Linked DNA regions of Homo sapiens: region 2 is linked to region 1. Evidence: chromatin loops called from intact Hi-C (ENCODE). Cell type or tissue: adrenal gland. All regions are shown on one strand. Links, peaks and the distances in the headings refer to the core of each region. The heading gives the core; the rest is flanking DNA.

Region 1 (10,196 bases), core at 3,077-5,576:
GCCAGAAATCTTGTGAGGCCCCTGGGAACGCGCTTTTCTGGGCCTGGACATGCACACATACGGCAGCCACTGCAGGTGCTTCCTTCTCCCTTTGCCCTCCCTGCATTCCCCGCCGCCCGCACCCCACCAAATCATGGCCCCTAAGGGCCAGATGACCTGGGCCGATGGTGTGGGTGGGGTACGATAGAGGTAAAAGGAGGGATACTTAAGAATTTCTTTGCTGAAGCAAAATTATCATGCAGGCCATTTTTAAAAAGAGCATTAATACCATGTGAGGGCCCACAGAGTCCCAGATGTGGCAAGTAGGCTGCAACATTTCCCCAGGACTCTCGTTGCCAGCAGGGTTCCCATGGCAGGGTTGCTGAAGCTGGGGCTTGGCCTGACATGAAGCCTAAGGTCATGGAGATGATACTGGGCAGCCACATCCATCCAGTATGTCCCATGAAGTCAAACTTCACCCAGCCTGGGCCTGTGGGATACCCTCTGCAGAGAGCAGGTGCCATGCTGTGTCCACTCTGCTGAGACAGCAGGCCGCTCACTTGAGTTGGAGACCCATAGGCAGGCAGGCCCCTCCTGCGCTTCTTTCAGATGTGCACAGTGGGGTCCAGAATGGGGAAGTGAATTGCCAGAGGACTCGCATTAAGGAAGTGGCAGCTTGTCACAGTGTGTACATGATAGTCTAGGACAGTGTGGCTGGGGCTGGGTGGCTAGCAAGGGGGAGTAGGAAGGGTGAGGCCAAGAGGGCAAGTCCACAGGCCCAAATGCCAGGCACCTGGGTCCGGGACTGGCCCAACTTGCTCAGCCTCCATGCTGGGGTCCCTAGACTGGCCCCCACCCTTCCTTTTCCAGCCACCACTGCCCTGTTCTAGCTCAGATCTGGAGGATGGAGATTTTGGTCAGTCTGGTAATGATTCATTTGTGTCCCTGAATTGGAACAATCCAATGGCCTCTCCGGGCCTCCATTTGTACACTTGCTTATGGGGGAGGTGACTCACCGGCCTCTCCCTGTCAGAGGCACCACTGCAGCTGAGCCCCTGCAGAGAACCTAAGCGGGTGGTGGGAAGGACTGTAGGAGGGTGAGCAGTGGCAAAGCCCTCAGTCTGGTAAGGAGGGCTGGCCCACAGAGAGGTCTCTCTGGGCTGAGGCATCCCTGTGCTCTCTCCCTGTGCCCTCCAGCCTCTGCTGCCCCCCCCCCCAAGCTGGCCTGGACCCTGGGGATCTGCCCCACCAGGTACCTCAGAAGGCCCCTGGCCAGAGCTGCATCATGGGAAGGCCCCATGGCCAGCAGATGGGACAGAGAGAGGTCTGGCTTTAGTAGGGACTGCTTGATCCCAAACACAGAGTGATGTGGTCCAGAATGGTCCTCAGCATGTTCTAGGTGGTCCTGTCCCACCCACTCAGGTCCTGCCTCCTTTTCTCCTGTTTTTGTAGGCAATCTGGAGATATCTCAAGCCCAGGGAAATCAATCTGCAACCTCAGAACAGGCAGGTCCCACAGAGGACAGTCACCCCCTCAGAAGGATAGCAAGTAATGACAACAAGCACAGCTAGTACTTCCTGTGTGTCAAATGTGGTTCTGAATGCTGTACACTGATGAACTCATGAATCCTCCTACCAGAACCATGATGAGATACTCTTGTTATTATTCCCATTTTGCAGATTAGAAAATTGAGGCATGGAGAGGCTGAATAACTTGGTTAAGGTCACCCAGATAGTGAATGGCAGAGTAAGAGTTCAAACCCAGCCAGCCTGGCTCCAGAGCGTTCTGGTGGTCCAGCAGATGTCCTAGACCTATATCTAGTGGCTACTAGTGCCCAGCATCCAACCTTGGTACCAGCTCCCACTCCCAATAAGGTCAGGCTGAGGTGCAGATTCCTAGACAGAGGGATTCTCCTGATAGGGGCCAGTCCTGGAGAACCTGTTGGGTCTTGAGGCCATACGCTGAAGTGTCCCATGCTCTGTGAGAGATGGGGGAATGGAGGACAGAGAGAGGGCAGTGGACACAGGGCATTGACTCAGGTTTGGGGAAGACTCCAAAGAGCATGGGGCTGACCCAGTAAACACCTGCCGTGTGCCAAGCACTGTGCCTGGCACTTCGCCCACGGTATTTCACGGAAGTCTCCCAGTAGCCCTGCAGGGTAGGAATTACTGTCTTCATTGAACTGAACTATGATGGAGACTGAGAAAGGTTAAGTAACTTGCCCAAGGTCACCCCGCTAATAAGGAGCACAGCCAGATTTCAAGTCGGCTCTATCTGGTTTTACAGGGTCCATGATGCCATGGTGCCAGAGAGGGGCGGGTGGGGAGGAGGGACGGAGGAAGAGTGGGAAGGAAGGTGAGAACTTAGATCACATACCCGAGAGAGCACCGATGGTGGCCCTTCTCCAGCTCGGCAGAGCAGGGCACGCCAGGAAGTCACACTCGGAGCTGGAGGGCACTGGGTCAGTCTGGCTCACGGCCAGATGGGGATTCTTAAGAAAGAAAAAAAAAAAAAGAAAGAAAGAATGCAAACTTTAGCAGCTGCAGATGGGGATTCTTAAGAGAAGTAGAGACCCAACCTGTGGGAGGTGGGAGGGTGGAGGCAGGAGGCAGGGGGCTGCGGGGATTGACCTCCTCACTTCTGGGTTGCCACTCGAAGCTTGCTCCGGGCAACGACCCTGCTGCTTCCCAGAGGGAAACTGTAGCCCACAGACCAGGAGAGAAGCCAAAGCACCTGCTCCACGTCCACATCACCCCAGGCTTCTAGCCCCCAGGGGCTTCATCAGTGCTTCAGTGCTCTCTCCCATCCCCCACTCCCCATGTCCCTCGTGATCCGAACTCCTAGGGCTCCGTGTCCCACAGGTCACCACTTCCTGCGTCTCGGGTTCCCACGTCCTATGGCCCGTCCTGGGAGCGGAAGGGTTACGGCTTCTGCTACTGAGTGGAGGCTGCTGTTCCCCAGCGTTAAGCAGCTTTAGTGTCTCCTACCCCAGCCCTGATTTAAAATTCATAAATGCTAATCCTTCATAATTTACGGTTTAAAAGCAGCCCCACTCACAGGCCCCGTGGCTACAGCTCTGTCAGAGTAATTATGCCGCCAAGCTGAAATTGGACTACTAACTGAGATATTAAACTGGGGGGGGGGGAAATCCTCGCGCTGGCAGCCGACCCAATTATTCCAAATAAGCAAACAGATTAGTGAGTAATTTTCCAGTTAAATTTGGTGATTGGTGCCAGAATTGTATGTTAAATATTCAGAAGTAAATAGATTAAAGATGAAATGTGCCCCCCTCCCTTTTTCCAGGCTTAATTTACTGTGTGTATTAAAATTTTTTCATGAGGAGAAAAAAAGTGAAAAATGATAATTAAAAAAAATCCAAATAAACCCCTCTGGGCCTCCTGGTGTAGCATGGCAGAGGCCAGGCCCTCCAGCCTCCTTGACTTCCTAGCGCTCCAGGGCAGGGCCAGCTACCTCCCCTGGACCCAAACTCCAACCCTCCCCAGGGGAGAGGCAAAGAGGATGTAAGATTCTGGGAACCTGGATGGGCTGGGGACCTCCCGGCCCCTGTGCGCTGGGGTTGTATTTCTTTACAAAGAGAAATCCCAAATCTATTAGCCCTAAAGTCAGACAGAGCTGAGAAAATGCAGGCAGGGGTGGAGGGAAGAGAGGCAGTTCTCGAGTGGGCACTCGAGGCCCCCGGGGTGCTGGGCTCCTCCTGGCACAGAGTGCTGCCTGGTTCTCAGTGACCAAGTGCCCAGGGCTAGGACCCAGGCCACCGGACACCAGCATGCCGTCCTGGCCTGGCTGTAGCCGCTGGTCTGCCGTCCTGGGGTGGGGGTGCTGAACAGTGGCTGTCCCCAGCACACTTGCCTGGCCAGGCTTTGCCACTGCTCACCCTCCTACAGTCCTTCCCACCTCCCGCTTAGGTTCTCTGCAGCGGCTCAGCTGCAGCAGTGCCTCTGACAGGGAGAGGCCGGTGAGTCACCTCCCCCACAAGCAAGTGTAAAAACGGAGGCCCGGAGAGGCCATTGGATTGTCCCAATTCAGGGACACAAATGAATCATCGGCTGCTCAGCCTGTGCTCTCTCTGCCGCCCCCTAGAGGACCTGGGCTTCTGGCACAGGCTCACCCTGGGCAGGTGGGCAGAGCCACACAGGAACAGGGGCAGAACAGGGAAGGAAGACTTGTGCCAGGCCAGGAGTGAGCAGAGAGGATGGGGAGGGGGTGGGGGGCACACCTAGGCCCAGCCTAGGAAGAAGATATGGGGAAAAGGGACTGCGGGTGGTGAGGGGCAGGTGAGGCCGATAGGCTCTAGGAAGGGCCTGGCACCAACCTTGGACACAGCCTCCTCCAGGGCAGCCCCTCATCCTCCCTTTGTCTCAGGGATCCCCTTCTTGTCAGTTCCAAATCACAAAGCACTGAGAATGTGGATGGAAGGGGAGATGAGAAATACGAGGAGTGGCGTCACCCTCTCCAGGGACCCCACTTCCCTGTCTTTCAGAGGCATCTCTGTGGCCCCAGCCATGCTGAGAGGACTCCCTGTCCTCTTGGGGTTGCAGAGAGCTCTCTTCTTCTCCTTTAGCCTCTGAGTGGCATGCCTGAGGGACAGGGGACGGTTCCAACCACCCCTTCCCAGCCTGGACATGCTGCACCTGTAATCCTAGGAAAGCCTCGCCCGGGCCACCAGGACAGCACCTCATGTAAACCCAAGACATGCAGGCAGGCCTCTGAGCCCACAGATCAGTCACAGGAAGATAGTGTGGGCAGACAGAAAGGGCATGTTTGTCCTGTCCTTGGTACCTGTCCAGCTCAGCCTTCTCTGAACCACTAGGCTACTGGTTCTCAAACAGGGCATATGAGAACCGCCTGAGACTCTTTCACAAAATGCATACAACCCCTACCCCCTCACACACATGTGGAATCCCCTATGGGTTATTAACCAGCTTACACAATGCAGTGAGGATTGCCACTCCTAGACTAATGACTTGCAGGTTTTAAAAAGTGGCCAAACCCTTTTTCAAAACAAATCTTTTGTATAAGCCCATTATGCAAAGCAGATAACAGCTTGGGGTAAGTGTCTTTATTTGCCACTCCCCTTCCCTTTCCCCACATTCTGAGTCATCTCAGGGGTTGGGGGAACCCCTAGAATTCTGCCAGAGAGCAGCTGCCCAGCACTAGGAAGCCAAGCCTCTAGTTTGTGGTCCCTGGATTGGTTCCTCCCAAGTAGCCTCCTTTATCAGTGGCTCCAGTGAGCCGAATGTGCTGTCGTGTCCTGGGTTGGCAAGGGATTGGAGGCAGAGCCAAGCCCATCCAAGTGCCGCTGAGGACAGCTGCTAAGGCCAGGAGGGCTGGTCCAGCTGGTGGTCAGCTATGGCCCCACTCTCTTTCTCAGAAAGTTTACAACCAACTTCTCTGAGAGTTCCCAAAAAGAGTGGCCAGTTAGGATTAGAGAGTGAATGGGCCTTAGCCTGAGATCCGTACCCTTCTAGTCATCCTTTCTGCAAGTAGAAGCCTTCCCTGGCTTCTTTCCTTTGGGACCAAAGCAACAAAGTCCTTCTCAGGCCTTCGGGAAGATGGGAAGGGGAAGAGGGGCCTGGGTCCTTGTCTTTACATCTTGGGATCCGACCAGGGTCCAGGGGACCCAAGGTATGCAGACACCTCAGGTTTTATTTTTTCTTTCTCTAGGAAAAAAGTTCCCAAATAAAACAATATTACTGAAAACATTTACTGAGCACCTGCTGTGTGTGGCCAGCATGGGGGACACGGCACTCTGACTTACTCATTGTCCCTCCCATTTGCAGACGCCCCCAGGTGTACCTGGTAACTTTTTTGACTGAGAGAAAAAGTTCCCACTTCGTTCCACAAGTGCCTGGCTCAGCTGAGTCCTGGCCTGTCCCCACCTGTCGTAGTGAACAGAGCCACATAGAAACAGGCCCTCCATTTCTGCCTCCTCACTGATCTGTTCTGGATTCACTATGAACACCATTTGACTTGGAAAACTACAGGTTATCCCTTCACTAACCTCCAGTAGTTGTTGTTGCTGGTTTTAAACTGCTTTCTATTTAAGACTTTCCAAAAGGACCAAACTTTGTTTCCCGTGAGGATTTAAACATCAGATAACAACCAAATGCATCAGAACACAGCTGGTGAACAGAGGTAGCAAGTGGCTACTGGACCAGGTGCTGTGACTCTGGAGCCGCGACTGGATTTCTTTCCGCAGAAGCCCCAGCCTTTTACTATACAATTACGGTGGGGACCAAGACCCCCATGGATGGCTGAAGAAAGCCTGTGCCATCACAGGGCAGGCTCTCTGTGCTGAGCTCCTTGCTAGACCTCTAGGGGACAATTCCCCTATGATGGGAAATTCTTGCCATAGAGAATCCACTCTGTCAGAACACAAACAGGGACACACAAATGCACATGCACTTCGTGCATGCTCATGTATGTACGTAAACAGATCCATACAGGGACACCCACAAAAGCAAACACACACAGGCACATACACATGCACACACACACACACACACGCACACACCCACACAAAATCCCCTAGACCTTTCCAAACACTTGGGCTATGGGAATGGGGCAGTGGCATGCTACTAAATCAGTTCTCCAGGTGGGGAAAAGGTCCTGGTTTACAGTGTTTGCCAATTTCCTTGATGTAAATGCCCCCACAGTGGCAGATTTTAAACAACTAATAGTTTAATAACTGACTCAAAAAATTCCTGAATATTTTCCAATTGTCTCTTATTGACTCCAACAAACTGCTGTCTTCAGGACCCCGTCCCAGGTCCGATTGCTGTAGGAGGGACCTGGTTGAGGTGGTCTGAGCAGATGGGAAAGCAAGGCGGGGTGTTGGCCTGGAGCAGGCCAAACCTGGTTGTCAGGGAGGAGGGTCGTTGAGTGCCGGGTTGCATAAGGATTCCACAAGCCCTGGGAGGCTTCAAGGGGCCTGCTTAGACTCTGAAGGGAGGAGCTACAGTCAGGTGGATGGTGTTGCTGGGCTGATGAATGACATTATCACAGCCACCCCAGGAGGATGTAGGCTCCCTATCACTGGAGGTTGGAAGCGGGGCCAGAGGACCACTCAGCTGGGATCCCAGGGAATAGTTCACAACTGCCTTCTCTTCCCCTCTCCCAGGAGCCTGCATGCAGGTCTTTTGCCCCTGAATCATACCACAGAGTAAGGAAGGGCGTGGGTTGTTCTTGGCCAACCTTCTGGAATTAGGAAACCCAGTTCCCACTGGTAAAGCCGGGCTGCCTGGCCTGCCCTCATGTGACACCAGGGACCACTTGCTGCTTGCAATGGGCTTAGCTGAGAGCCAGGCCCCCCCCTCTGTTTTCTGGCTTCTGTGCATGCCCTTTGTTGGCCTGGTGGGAGGGGCGTGGGCATCCTCTGGCTGCAGCAGCCTGGCTCTGGCTATTCTATGTCCTTACCAGGCCCATGTTCCCAAGAAGTGACCTTTCTAACATGATCCCGGGCCCCTGAACTTCCATTGCCTCGGAAGGCAAGTTCTCAGCTGAGAGGCTCACAAATAGATATATGTATGTGATGATGAGTACAGGAGTGTGGGCATGTGTGTGAAAGAAAAATAATTTTTAAAAATAGAAAAATAAGCCAGGCATGGTGGCTCACTCCTGTAATCCCAGAACTCTGGGAGGCCGAAGCAGGAGGATTGCTTGAACCCAAGAGTTTGAGACCAGCTTAAGCACAAAGTGAGACCTCTGTCTCTACAAAAAGAATACACAAATTAGCTGGGCATGATGGTGTGCACCTGTAATCCTAGCTACTCAGGAGGCTGAGGTAGGAAGACTGCTTGAGCCCAGGAGTTTGAGACTGTGGTGAGCAAAGATTGTGCCACTGCACTGTAGCCCGGGTGAGACTCTGTTTCAAAAAAAAAAAAAAAAAAAAAAACGAAAAGAAAAAAAGAAAAAAAAACAACTGTCATCTTACTGAGCACTTATTTTAACAAACAAGGCAGAATAGTACAATGATTATGAACGAAGATCTTGAAGCCAGACTACCTGGGTAGCCTGCTTCTTCCGTTTACCAGCTATATGATTTGGGGCAAGTTCTTCTTGGCTCAGAGCCTCAACTTCTCCATCTGTAAAATGGACATAAGAGTAGGACCTGTCTTATAGTGATGGGAACTAAACACACTGATATGGAAGGAAAGCACTGAGAATAGTACCTAGCACAAAGTAAGCACAATAAAAAGTGTTAGTTGCTTTTATTATTATCATTATCCAATAGCTCTGCACTACAAATTTGGAGATTTATTTAATTTAATCCTCACGATGGTACCATGAAGTTGGTGCTATTACTGTCCCCCTTTTGTAGACAAGGAGTCAGAAGTTCAGAGGTTAAATAACTTGCCCAATGTCCCACAGGGGTAAGTGGCATAGCCAAACCTCCAACTCTTAATTCCTGGAGTCACCTCACTGAAGGTCCTAACAGCAACCTAAGCCACAGGTAGGACACAATTAGTCTTTTTCAATGGGCAAATCCATAAAAACAGAGCCCACAGAGATCCATCCACCCCTGAAATCTGCAATAAATAGCAATGATAGAGCTTTCTCTTGTTTACTCCATCATGGCCACGGCAAAGGAGAAGCCAGAACAAACGGTGGGACAGCCACGAAAGGGCCTGCCTTGTTTTGCACCCCACGTGCCTCATCTGTCATCCTGCACAGATAAAAAGGCCCTTTGCCACCTAGTACCCAGGCATGAGGATATTTGGGATGGGAACCTGTCTCTGCCGGCAGGGACTCCATGTGGTTAAGACTGGGACATACATAGCTGTCTCTGATCTTATTTCAAGATGTTTTTTCCTTTAGCCATTGGTCAAAAGTTAATCCTTGACCCCATTCTAGATGGGGGCACCTCCATCTGTGTGATGTTGCTGATTGGGTGGTGGTATTTGTCACGGGCATCCATACGGGTGATCTCCAAACTGTCTTGCTTATTGTGCATGTGATTGCTAAAGTCTTCGGGGCACATGCACCCTGCATTAGAGAACACTGATCCAGTCAGGAACCATTACATAATTTTCTGAGACTGGTGCAAAATGAAAATGTGGCCCCAGGCCCAGATTTGGGAAGTCAGCCTCCCCTTTTCAGAGGCCCGTCACCACAACCCACAGCTGGTATGTGACCCCCAGGGATTACGACCTCCATGTCAGAGCTTGCTCAGTACCTGATTCTGGGATGAGGGAGAGGCCCCCATGGAGCTGACTGTGGAACACACCTTAGTTTCTCAGACCAGGGTGGATGGCTGCCACCTTGCCCCACCCTAGAAGCTGTGGGCACACACCTGGTCTTCCCTGCTTCTTTGCACGGAACACTGCCAGGGTGGAAGGTGACCGTGGAATGGGAGCCTTTCCTTGCCACTCTGACGGACCCTGCCTGGTGTGGAGGGCGGTGGCAGGCACAGCCCTAGGACAAGGAGGCTGAGGAGGCTGGGGCACTAGGTGGGAGGAATTAAGCCACTGAGAAGTCCTCCCTTCCAGGGAGGTAGTGGGAAGTAGGACTGTGCTCCAAGCCCGGGCACAGCCTCCATGTCCCATCAGGCTTCGCCACAAAACACACATTCAAAGATAAGATGATAAGAATTTCAAGCTGGCAACTGCAGGGCATGAAACTCTAAGCACGGGGCCCTTCTAGGAATGGGCCGCCACATCCAGGGCACAGCTCTCTGTTCAACAACCAAGTCCCACAGACCTGCACTCAAATGCCTCCCCTTTTCCAGGCCCCCTGAATCGTCGTTCCCCTGACCAGCTAGACGAGTCCCCCTCACTTACAGAATGAAGTCCTCACTCACTGCCCTCTGTGATGAGAGCTGGTTTCCTCCCCAGTCTCATCTGCCCCCTCCCACCCCACCCCTGTGCCCAGCCATGCCAAGAGATCTCATTGCCCTATGCCGCTCCTTTCTGCCTCTCCTCCTTTGCCTGTGCTGTCATCTGCTGAATGTCCTTCCCCACTGGCACCTGGAATGCTCCTAGTCGACCCCAAGAGTTTGTCTACTTTGCCACTAGCCTGGTGGAGTCTTTCCTGACCTCCAGGAAGAGGTGAAGATGGTTCCTTTTCTTTTGTCTCATTGCGCCTTATGCATGAACCTATTATAACACCTACTACATTTGTCCACCTATTTATTCAATATAGATTTGTGGAGCTTCTATTGTATTCGGTGTCAGCCTGGCTGACACTCTCTATTAGTC
Region 2 (10,196 bases), core at 4,968-7,467, 100 kb after region 1:
GAGACCAAGGCCTCTTGTGGCTTGTTCTCCCCTAACGCCCAAGGAGGAGAGAAGCAAAAGGAAGGGAAGCAGCCCAACCATTCAGACTCTGGGCTGGGGGCAGTGAGGAGGGCTGGGAATGGGAGGGACACCAGGGGATGGGAGGAAGGCCAGAGCCCTGGAGAGAGCAGGGGTCCTTTGGAGAGGACGGGGCCAGTAGAAGGACAGACTCCAGGGGAGTGTTGGAAAGCCGGGGAGGTGGGGAGGGGTGGGCCCCTATCCAGCTGCGCCTTGGTCAGGAACGGAGCATGCACACGCTCCCTGTCTTCACAAGGGTTCTCAGGCAACTGCCACAGGCTCCCGCCCTGTCAAGTCACAGAGCAGGGCTTCTGAGGTCCTCTGCACTTCCCTCCCAGCCTCACGGGTCCACATGGATGTCCAGGCTACTGGACGACATATGTCCCCATCTCCTCCTCAACGGTCCCTGTGGTTCCAGGAGAAGGGACTAGGAACCCGTGCCTCTGTCACTTCATGCCCACACCTGCACGTCGTGCCTGTGTGTGAGGGGTGTGTGTGAGCGCACATGCTCGCCTGCCGCGACGGGAGGCTCTGCCCTGTGGTGAACATCACATTGGGCCCTTTGTACTTGGTGCCTGTGTGTATGTTGGGAAGCTGGTATGGGCCCTGGGAGGGACTGATGGCTGAGAGATCCTAATCCTGGTAGAATGAGGAAGGATCCAGAGGCTCAGAGCCTGCCCTCCCCCAGGCCAGGGCAGGTGAGGTGTGACACCGCCTGAAGCATTCCCAAGGGGAGCCCCAGCCAGGCCCTGCCAGCTGCCTCCGCTTACCTGCCAGGAGCCCCAGAGCCTCTGCTCCCTCCTGGGAGTGTCCCAGGGGCGTCTCACTTCCTTCTTGATGCCATCACAGCTCTACATGGATAGACCAAGAGGCTGTAGCACTTCAGCTGGAGAAAGACGAGTTGGCACAAAGATCTGGGGGTTCTAGAGGACCTCGTGGGCCTGAGGAGACTACATTTCTTAGGCTTATTGCTGAAAGAGCCAATGTGATGGTGGCTTCACAAGACGAGCTTCAGGCTTACTCCGGATGAGACCGCACAGGGGATAGAGGCCATGGTAGGGAGGAACAACTCAGGGAGGCCAGGCCTGGGGTCTGTGTGTGCCTTGGAGCAGAGCAGCCTCTGGAGGGACCTTCACAGGGCCAGGGAAACAGGCTGTGCCATGTAGCCCAAAGGGCAGGACCCGGAGCCAGGGGAGGAGGTTATTGGGGAGAAAGCGAGGGCTCCTGGGAGCCCCAAACCTAGAGGGGGCAGCAGAGAGAAGCAGTGAGCTCCCCATTCTTGGGGGATATTCCTTGAGGCCCAGAGCTACGGGGCCCATCCTGCGTTGCTGTCTGTCTGTCCGTCTGCAGGCGTGCCGATGCTCTCCGTCCAGCCCAAAGGGAAGCAGAAGGGCTGTGCGGGCTGTAACCGCAAGATCAAGGACCGCTATCTGCTGAAGGCATTGGACAAGTACTGGCACGAAGACTGCCTCAAGTGTGCCTGCTGTGACTGCCGCCTGGGCGAGGTGGGCTCCACCCTCTACACCAAGGCCAACCTCATCCTGTGCCGACGCGACTACCTGAGGTGGGCTGCCAAACCCTGGCCTCCCAAGCCCTTGTCCTGCTCAGAAAGCTCCCCATCCTCAGCCCCAGCGTGACTGTGCCCCCGGCCCTAGACCCAGTACCCTGTGTGTCCTCTCATTCTTGACTGTCCTGCCCCTGCCCTGCTTGCCCCAGATACCTGAGAAGTCACCTGAGGGGAAGGCCCAGGTCGTTATGCCCTTGGACTCGGTACCCAGCACAAGTCCAGGGCAGGCATTTGTAACCTGGGGCCCCTAAGTTAAGCTTTCCGAGGGCCCCAGTCTGGCTCCGCCCCCCTGCCTTGGCCAGGTGCTTCTGACCCACCTGATCTGGAATCTGGGAGGGGATACCTCAGAGGGGCTTTGAGAACAGGTGTGGAAGCTTTGACTTCCCCAGGACCCTCCTCCCTAATGCAGTCTCTTTCCATCTCCCAGTGTCCAACTTTCCTTTCTAGATGGTCCTTGGGAGCAGGCATCCATTTGCCCAGGGAAACTGGCAGGCAGCCATATCCTAGGAGCAGGGCCACTGATGCTGGAGCTTCAAGACCTGGGTTGGAACTAGCTGTGAGCCTTTGGCTCCTAATCTTCTCCCAGCCTCAGTTTACTTCCCCGTGAAGGGTGAAAGAATGATGCTTCCCTGCCTTGCATTCCTCTGAGCTCTAACTCACCCTCCCTACAATTTGGATCCTATTCCCTGGGGCCACCTCCCCCAATTAACCCTCCCTGAGGCCATTTATGACATCAGCAAGGCTGGAAGGAGGCCACAAAGCAGGGCCTTGGCTGAGACCCAGCACCTGCATTTGGCTCTGTCGCAGGCTGCTGGATGGTTGCCGGGCTTGTGGGGAAGGAGGGCTCATCGCATTAATTAACAGGTCGGGGCAAGGGCTTCATGGGGCTCCCTCTGCCCAGGTCTGGGCATGTTGCAAGGGGGAGGTTATCAGTGGAAGCTCCCTCAATTCCCCAAAGATCCTTTGACTGACCTGCCTGCCCCTTTTAACACCTGCATTTAAAAGTGATGCAGTAAAACAGAAGCTGTGACTTAGTGCTCCTTGCCAGGGCTGGAGGGGAGAGGCTGAGACCAGAAGCAGGGGTTAAGGAAGAATGTTCAGGCTAGGCGCGGTGGCTTATGCCTGTAACTCCAGCACTTTGGGAGGCCGAGGCAGGCACGTCACTCCAGCTCAGGAGTTCGAGACCAACCCTGGGCAACATGGTGAAACCCCGTTTCTAAAAAAAAAAAAAATTAGCCAGGTGTAGTGGCTGCATGCCTGTAGTCCCAACTACTCAGGAGGCTGAAGTGGAAGGATTGCTTGAGCCCAGATGTTTGAGGCTGCAGTGAGCTGTGATTGCGCCACTGTACTCCAGCTTGGGTGCCAGAGCAAGACCCTGTCTCAAAAAAGAAAAGAATGTTCCTGGGGATTCACCCCTTGAGGACCTAGAAGGGGCCTCCATGTCTGGAGGTTTAGGGCATCACCTGGGGGCTGACTCTACCAGGTTAGGACGATGTGGCAGACCATCTGATGGGTTCACAGGACTTGGAGAGAGAGGCCCACAGTGTAGGATGGGCTTATCAGGAAAAAGCACCCTCAAGCATATAGGGCCCTGCCAGCTACTAGGGATGGAAGGTAATTTTTTTTTTTTTTTTTGCTCTGGCAGAGGCAAGGAGTGACTGTAGGACCAGCTAGACCAGTGGGCTGGGATGCGAGCGTGGCTTCCTTGAGCTGCTCAGGCCTGGAGAATGGCTGTCCAGAGCCTGCGCCCTCTGCAGCAACTGTTCCTGGGCCGATGGCAAGAAAAGCCCCTCTTGGCAGGCAGATGCTGTGGCCTAGCCTTTGTCTGCCTTAATCTGAGCCACCAGGCAGCTCAAGCTGATGAATAATGGAGCCAAGCTCATCTGCAGGCGCCTGAGTTTGAGCTGGACAAATCGGGGATTAAAGGGGCCCCCCACCCTCTTCTCAGCCTCCTTGCCTCACTTGGGGCTTGCTCTGTCTGTGTGCAGGAAAGAAGCAAGGAGGAGCCGGGATGGCTCAGACCATTGGGACATCCAGCCAAGGGCTGGCCTGCATGGGGAGGGAGTAAACTCCCTGTCCCTAGAGCTTTACAGCCAGCAGCTAAGAGGAGGGGTGCCTGCCTCAAAGAGGCATTTGTGCCAGATGTCCTTGGCGCTTCCTTTGGGCATCAGTTCTGTTTTACAGCATCTTTGAATAGGATCATCCATCCCTATTTTACAGAAGGATAAACTGAGGTTCAGAGAAAGAAAAAAAGGGACTTAGGCAAGTAACACAGTGAGTTTGTCATGGAAAAAAGATTTAATAAAACACTTTAATTTTGGCAAGGCACAGTGGCTCACACCTGTAGTCCCAGCACTTTGGGAGGCCAAGGCAGGAGGATCAGTTGAGGCCAGGAGTTCGAGAGCAGCCTGGCCAATATAGTGAGACCCCATCTCTATTTTTAAAAATCAAATAATAAACACTGTAATGTTAAAGGTGGGAAAAGCATGTCATGCAGTGGTTTAGAGCACGCCTTCTGGACCAAGGCCCTGTGACTGTCCAAGTTGTTTCTCTGTGACTCATATTTTAAATCTTTAAAATGGGGAATAATAATAGTACCACCTCCTAGGTTTGTTGTGAGGATTAAGCGTTTATCTTTGTAAAGCTCTTAGATTAGTGGCTGACACATAGTGAACACTACCTAGGTGGTTGCTTAGTGAGTTGTGACTGAGAATTTACAACAGGTTTCACAACTACCCCATAAAGGGTGTGTTTCAGGCTTTGTTTTACAGATGAGGTAAATGAGGCTCAGAGAGACTCACTGACTTGCCTGAGGGCACACAACCCAAGATTCAGTCTGCCCCTGAAATTCAGGCTTGCTCAGGGCCCAGCCTAGGATTCTCTTGGTGGCTCCAGGGCTTGAGGACCCTTGTGGGAGCCTGGGAGGGGGCCTTGGGATGGGCAGTGGCAGCCAACTCCTGACCCCCTACACACCCTCCCTGGAAGGGGATGTGCTGATTTATTGGCAGCCTGATCTCTGGGCAGAATCTAGATGCTGCCCTCAGTGCTCTTATCCTATTGCCTGAGCCCACCTGCTGAGCCCACAAGTTGGAGTATGGGAAGGACCCTGGATGGAGGCAACTCCTTTCCCCCTGCCCACCCAGCTTCCCAGAATGCTGCTGAGTCCTCTGCGCCCTTCCCTCGGCAGGCTCTTTGGCACCACAGGGAACTGTGCTGCTTGCAGCAAGCTGATCCCAGCCTTCGAGATGGTGATGCGGGCCCGGGACAACGTGTATCACCTCGACTGCTTCGCCTGCCAGCTCTGCAACCAGAGGTCAGTGCTGGACTGGCCGACCCAACACACTCCCCAGACGCCAGCCTGAGGCCTGCTGGGATGGGCCAGGAGCACGGCGGAGGCGTGCACGCAAATGCGGGTTGCGTGTGTGTATGTGGTGGTGCGTGCAGGTTATGAGCGTGCATGTGCTTTATGTGTTTTATGTGTGTGTAAGCTCGGTAGCCAAATGTGTGCACTTTAATATTGGGTGTGCACATCTGTGTGGCACATTTCTGTGTGAATATAATGAAGGCGTGCATGAGTTTACTGTGTATGCATAGTTGAGTGTGCATGTGCATGCATGTGTATTTGGAAATGTACAAGTGGGCACATGTGCATGATGGAATTAATATGCATTTGTACATGTGTTTTTAAATGTCTGGGGGTGTATGTGTATGTGCAACGTGCATGCATGATGAGGTGAGTATGCATGTGTGTATACATATTTTATTTTTTGAGATAGTCTCACTCTGTTGCCCAGGCTGGGGTGCAGTGGTGTGATCTCACAATCTTGGCTCACGGCAACCTCTGCCTCCCGGGTTCAAGTGATTCTCCTGCCTCAACCTCCCAAGTAGCTGGGACTACAGGCGTGTGCCACCACGCCTGGCTAATTTTTATTTTTATTTTTATTTTTATATTTTTAGTAGAGACGGGGTTTCACCATGTTGGCCAGGCTGGTCTTGAACTCCTGATCTCAGGTTATCTGCCCACCTCAGCCTCCCAGATTGCTGGGATTACAGGTGTGAGCCACCGCGCCCAGCCTGTATACGTGTTTGAAACGTGCATGTGCATGGGATAACGTATCCTCCCACCCCCGTACCCAGTGTATAGTATGTGCATGTGTGTGCATGTATGTTCCAGTGAGAAGGGGTTCCCAAATCTGGAGGGCAAAGTCCCCTCAGGGAGTGGCCACTCTCTCCTCACCCAGCCCTTGTGATTCTGGTTCCAGCCCAGCCTATTTTCTGGTCTCTTGGCCCCAACTCTGTGCCCTAGCCCTGTGGGAGTCCCTGGGGACCTAAGGAGCCAGAGCCCTTCAGCCCTGGCTGGGGCCTAGCACCAGAAGGCAGGCGCTCTTCTCAGGAGCCCCCAGGTCAGGTAGGAACGCATACAAGTGCTCCCTGAAGTGAGGTTCAGAGGGACCTACAGGGAACGCTGGTCTGGCTGGGGGCTCTGGCCGGACCTGCTGTTAGGAGGGCTCAGTGAACTTACAGCGCCACCTGGTGGTTGAACTGGGATCTGCTGGAACTAGGCCAGCGATCTTGGGGTCTCACTAAAGGCTTCACCCACCCTGGGGACATCTTTAGGGAAAGGACCGGAATCTTCCCTTACTTGGGGAGGACTAGGAGACCAATGAAGGGCCTTCCTTCGGTAGGAGAGGAGATAGTGGAACGGGGTTACCTCCTAGAAGGATGCTCTAGGTAACTTATCAATTTTGTTTAGAGGAAGAATGCCCTGTACTGAGCCATCCTCTTAAATTGGGGAGAGGGATAGACGGATGGAAAAAACAACCATTTTATCCCTCCTTCCTTACCCATCTCTGCCTTTTTTTTTTTTTTTTTTTTTTTTTTTTGAGATGGAGTCTTACTCTGTCGCCCAGGTTGGAGTGTGGTGGCGTGATCTCGGCTCACTGCAACTTCCGCCTCCTGGGTTCAAGCAATCCTCTGCCTCAGCCTCCCGAGTAGATGGGATTACAGATGCCCACCAGCTAAATTTTTTTGTATTTTTAGTAGAGATGGGGTTTCACCACCTTGGCCAGGCTGGTCTTAAACTCCTGACTTCGTGATCCACCCACCTCAGCCTCCCAAAGTGTTGGGATTACAGGTGTGAGCCACCACACCCGGCCCCATCTCTGCCTTTCTCCATCTGTCTCCCCACTTGGTCTTTTTCTGTTTGTGCTTTCCCTTTCTCCCTCTCTGGGACTGGGGTAGGCTGTTCCTGCACCTCTCCACCAACCCCCCTAACCCTACACTCACCAACACAGGAGACCTGACTATGGAAGCCTGTGGCCCAACTGTCTGTCTGTCCTACCACCTCAGGCTACAGGGCCTGGCCAAGGTTGGGGCTGGCCTGGGGGAATTGCCCAGGTGTGCTGTGGGGACTTTTGGCAGTTCCCTCTGGAAGGTTCAAGGAACAAACTCCCCCCACCACCTCCCACATAGCTCACCTCATAGGCCAGGCCGGCTTCTGTCTGCAGCCCCCCCCTTACCCACTGGGACCTTCCCATGGCTTCTCTCTCTCGCTTGGATTTTCTAGATTTTGTGTGGGAGACAAATTCTTCCTGAAGAACAACATGATCTTGTGTCAGATGGACTATGAGGAAGGGCAGCTCAATGGCACCTTTGAATCCCAAGTTCAGTAACGCCCGGCGCCTGGCCTCCAGGCCCGTCTGTCCATCTGCCCGCCTGCCCACCTGCCTGGCCGGCCAGCCAGCCACTCTACCAGTGCAGGCTGGCCAGCCGCTCTCCTGCCACATTAGAACTTCTCCGTCCTCGATGGGAGGGATGGCCCTTCCTCCTCCACCACCGCCCGTCTGTGTGTGACCCCTCCTGGGGCCAGGCCGGGCCTGTACAGTCTGTCTTCTGTATATAAATGGGAACATTTATTTTATGAGAAATGTAATGCGATTTTATTACTGGCGTGGATTAAACTTATGAATGTTTCCGGGAGGTTACTCTGCGTTGTTCACATGACTGACACAGACCTGGGGCCCCTCCCCTCTGCCTCTCAAGGGCAGGGCACAGAGCAGGGTAGGGGCCTCCAGCATGTGCTGTTGCTGGGCAGGGGAGCAAAAGGCTGGCTTTAGGGGAAGAAGCTGGGAGGAAGGAGACAACTCAGAGCCTCCAGCCCCAGCCAGAGGTGAGACCTGGGGTATCTTCCCTCTGGGAGAGCACACACTCTGGCCCTGAGTAGGTCCCTAAGAAGAGGGGCAAGATGAAGCCTTCCCTACCCTGTGTTCCATCCCCTCTGTTGAGACCCCAGACTGACTGCACAGATGGGGACCCAGCTCTGACCTTTTCCCCAGTAGGACCACAAATCTTGTGTCCTCTGCCATGGGAGCACCATGCTGAAACCTCTCTTCCCTTTTAGGGTGACAGACAGCACTTGTTGTCTCTGCCCAGCAGCTGGGGCCCAGCTTTCTGCTCTTCTGAGTGAGCAAGAAAAATCCTGTTTCCTTTCGACTCAGCCCATGCAGTCTGGAGGCATCCATTTATTCAGTCAGCAAACCTCAATAGACTCTGTGTCTCAATCCCATGCTGCAACCGGGGGTGTCCTGGAGCAAATCAGATGTGAGGATGAATCATAGATCAGACACCGTCCCTGCCCTTGGGGAGCTTGCTGTGGGGATGGAAAGCAGAAGCCATGTTGCGGGGAAAGCCAGGAAAACAAAGCACATCATTGTGAGGACGGAATGCTATGCGGAGACCTGGGACAGGCCAGTTCCCTCTGGGGGACACAAGGCCATTTGTGATGACTTAAGAAAGTCATAGATGGACAAGTCAATGGACATACGGTCAGACAGACATGTGCTGCAGGCAGGAAGGATGGACACACAAGTAGACAAGTGTGTAGGCAGAGACAGGCAGGAGAGGTGGAGGTGGTCAAGCCCCATCACTCAGCTCCAGCCAGAACTGCAGCAGACAGGCAGACACCAGGGCGTTTTCCACCTCCCCCGCCGAGCTAGATTTACTCAAGGCAGCAGGGATGCTGTCTTGGTCTTGGCTGCAGCCACAGTGCCAAGCACAAAGCCTGGAACTGTAAAGATACCTTCTCGCTGGGCAATATTAAAAACAGAGGCTTCTTGAATCCCCAACCTAGACAGAAAAAGTTGCATGGACAGGCTCCTTCACTATCAGGCCACTCCCTCCTCCTTCCCAGGGGCTATTTTCACCCTAGCCACAGCCCACAGCCCACAGCCCACAGCCCACAGCCCACAGCCCACAGCCCAGGGCAGAGGGAGTCAGACTATTGCCTCAAGCCCTGCCTGCTCCTGGGCAGGGAATGGGCTGGGCTGGGCTGGGCTAGGCTGGATTCGCACCTCACCCTCCCCAGGCCTACTCCTCTACTTGAAAGTGAAAGGATGGCTGGGCACTCCTGGGGGCTTGCAGGAGGCTACCTCTCCAAGTTGTGGTTTTGTGGTCATTGGCCCAGTTTCTGAAAAGGGATTGCTAGGGCCGAGGATCTTGGGGCAGAAGTTCTCAACTTTGGGGGCATCCAGTTTCTGTGAAGGAGCTGCACCCTGTATGTGCGAGAAGAGAGGCAAAGGCCAGTGGAGCTGGCTGCAGTGGGTGTTTGTGTGAGCCATGGGTCCAAGGGGACGGTGAAACTGGGAGCTGTCTGTATGTGAGCACATGGGATTGTGAAGGGGTTTGCGTGAGGAGAGACACAGAGGGCTGGAGTTTATAATGAGGAATTTTCTTTCTCAACCTGAAAAAGCAAATGATTTTCCTGCATTGTAGCAGAGTCCCCAGTGCCAGACTCTCCCTGGACCCTTAGGTCTAGGATGGCTGTGCCCAACCCAAGGGCCCCAACTCTTACTTCAGAGTTTGCTGGAGATAAAGTTATAATACAAGTTAATTACATGGTTATCAAGAGATAACGGAGCCACTCGAATGCAGTTTCTGGGCAATTACAATTGTTTCCAACAGAGTTACCATATTGCAGCCATGAAATAACATGTGATTTTGCAGTAATTATGTAATTAACTTGTCTCACCACTCTAGGTTGCACAACAATGAATTCACTCACAATGAGATAGAGTGAAACTCAGGCAGGCGGGGTTTGCAAGCCCCCAAGAACAGAGCTGGCCTTCTAAGACGACCCCAGCCCCACCTTGCCTACCCCAGACCTTGTCAACGGGCTTCCCCAGCTCAACATGGCACGGAATTTGCCAAGTCTGGCATCATGGACCCAGTTATTGCTCTCTCACCATCCTCATCTGGGAAATGGGGATGATCTGATTCCCAGGTCAGCCACGGGCCCCAGATCTGCACTATGAAGTGCTGTGGTTACATGAGCTACAGTCAGCATCACGGACATCATGAGATACTGAGTAGGAGACCCTCACCCAGAAAGTCCAGTGTCAGCCCACAGATACCCCCAAGAAGAGGCCACAGGGGCCTCATCTTAGCAAGCGTGAAACTGATAAGAGGGTAGGGGGGAAGCAGAGAGAGACCAAGCTCACTCTGTAACAGAGCAACTAGGGTGGGGCAGGAATGGCTACCAAGGTCTGGTGATTATGCACCTGGAGAGAATTCACAA

What was found. Peaks named below come from ENCODE experiments on the same cell type or tissue, not always from the same donor. Only the 100,000 strongest peaks of a DNase experiment are listed, where the experiment ranks them.
Region 2: it touches region 1 in a loop (2.2-fold over the local background); 33 of 110 quality-filtered maps call a loop at or near these places.

What each region holds. Positions count from the first base shown.
Region 1 is chr11:8,322,829-8,333,024 of GRCh38, reverse strand. No RefSeq gene overlaps it. Among named protein-coding and RNA genes, the nearest start is that of LMO1, 64 kb to the right of the region's middle. RefSeq lists enhancers at 3,929-4,223, 6,612-7,197. In adrenal gland, for the core only: CTCF peaks have their summits at 3,900 and 4,099 (motif pointing left); a DNase peak (open chromatin) is centred at 3,974; H3K27ac peaks cover 383 bases.
Region 2 is chr11:8,221,716-8,231,911 of GRCh38, reverse strand. It overlaps LMO1 (LIM domain only 1), which reads left to right. Exons shown (of 4, transcript NM_002315.3): 2 at 1,408-1,621; 3 at 4,812-4,937; 4 at 7,191-7,603. The coding sequence ends at 7,296. LOC105376536 (a long non-coding RNA gene) reads right to left here and starts at 2,031. Exons shown (of 4, transcript XR_007062582.1): 1 at 1,942-2,031; 2 at 828-908. RefSeq lists enhancers at 4,104-4,764, 8,933-9,434. In adrenal gland, for the core only: CTCF peaks have their summits at 5,965 and 6,164 (motif pointing left); a DNase peak (open chromatin) is centred at 6,161.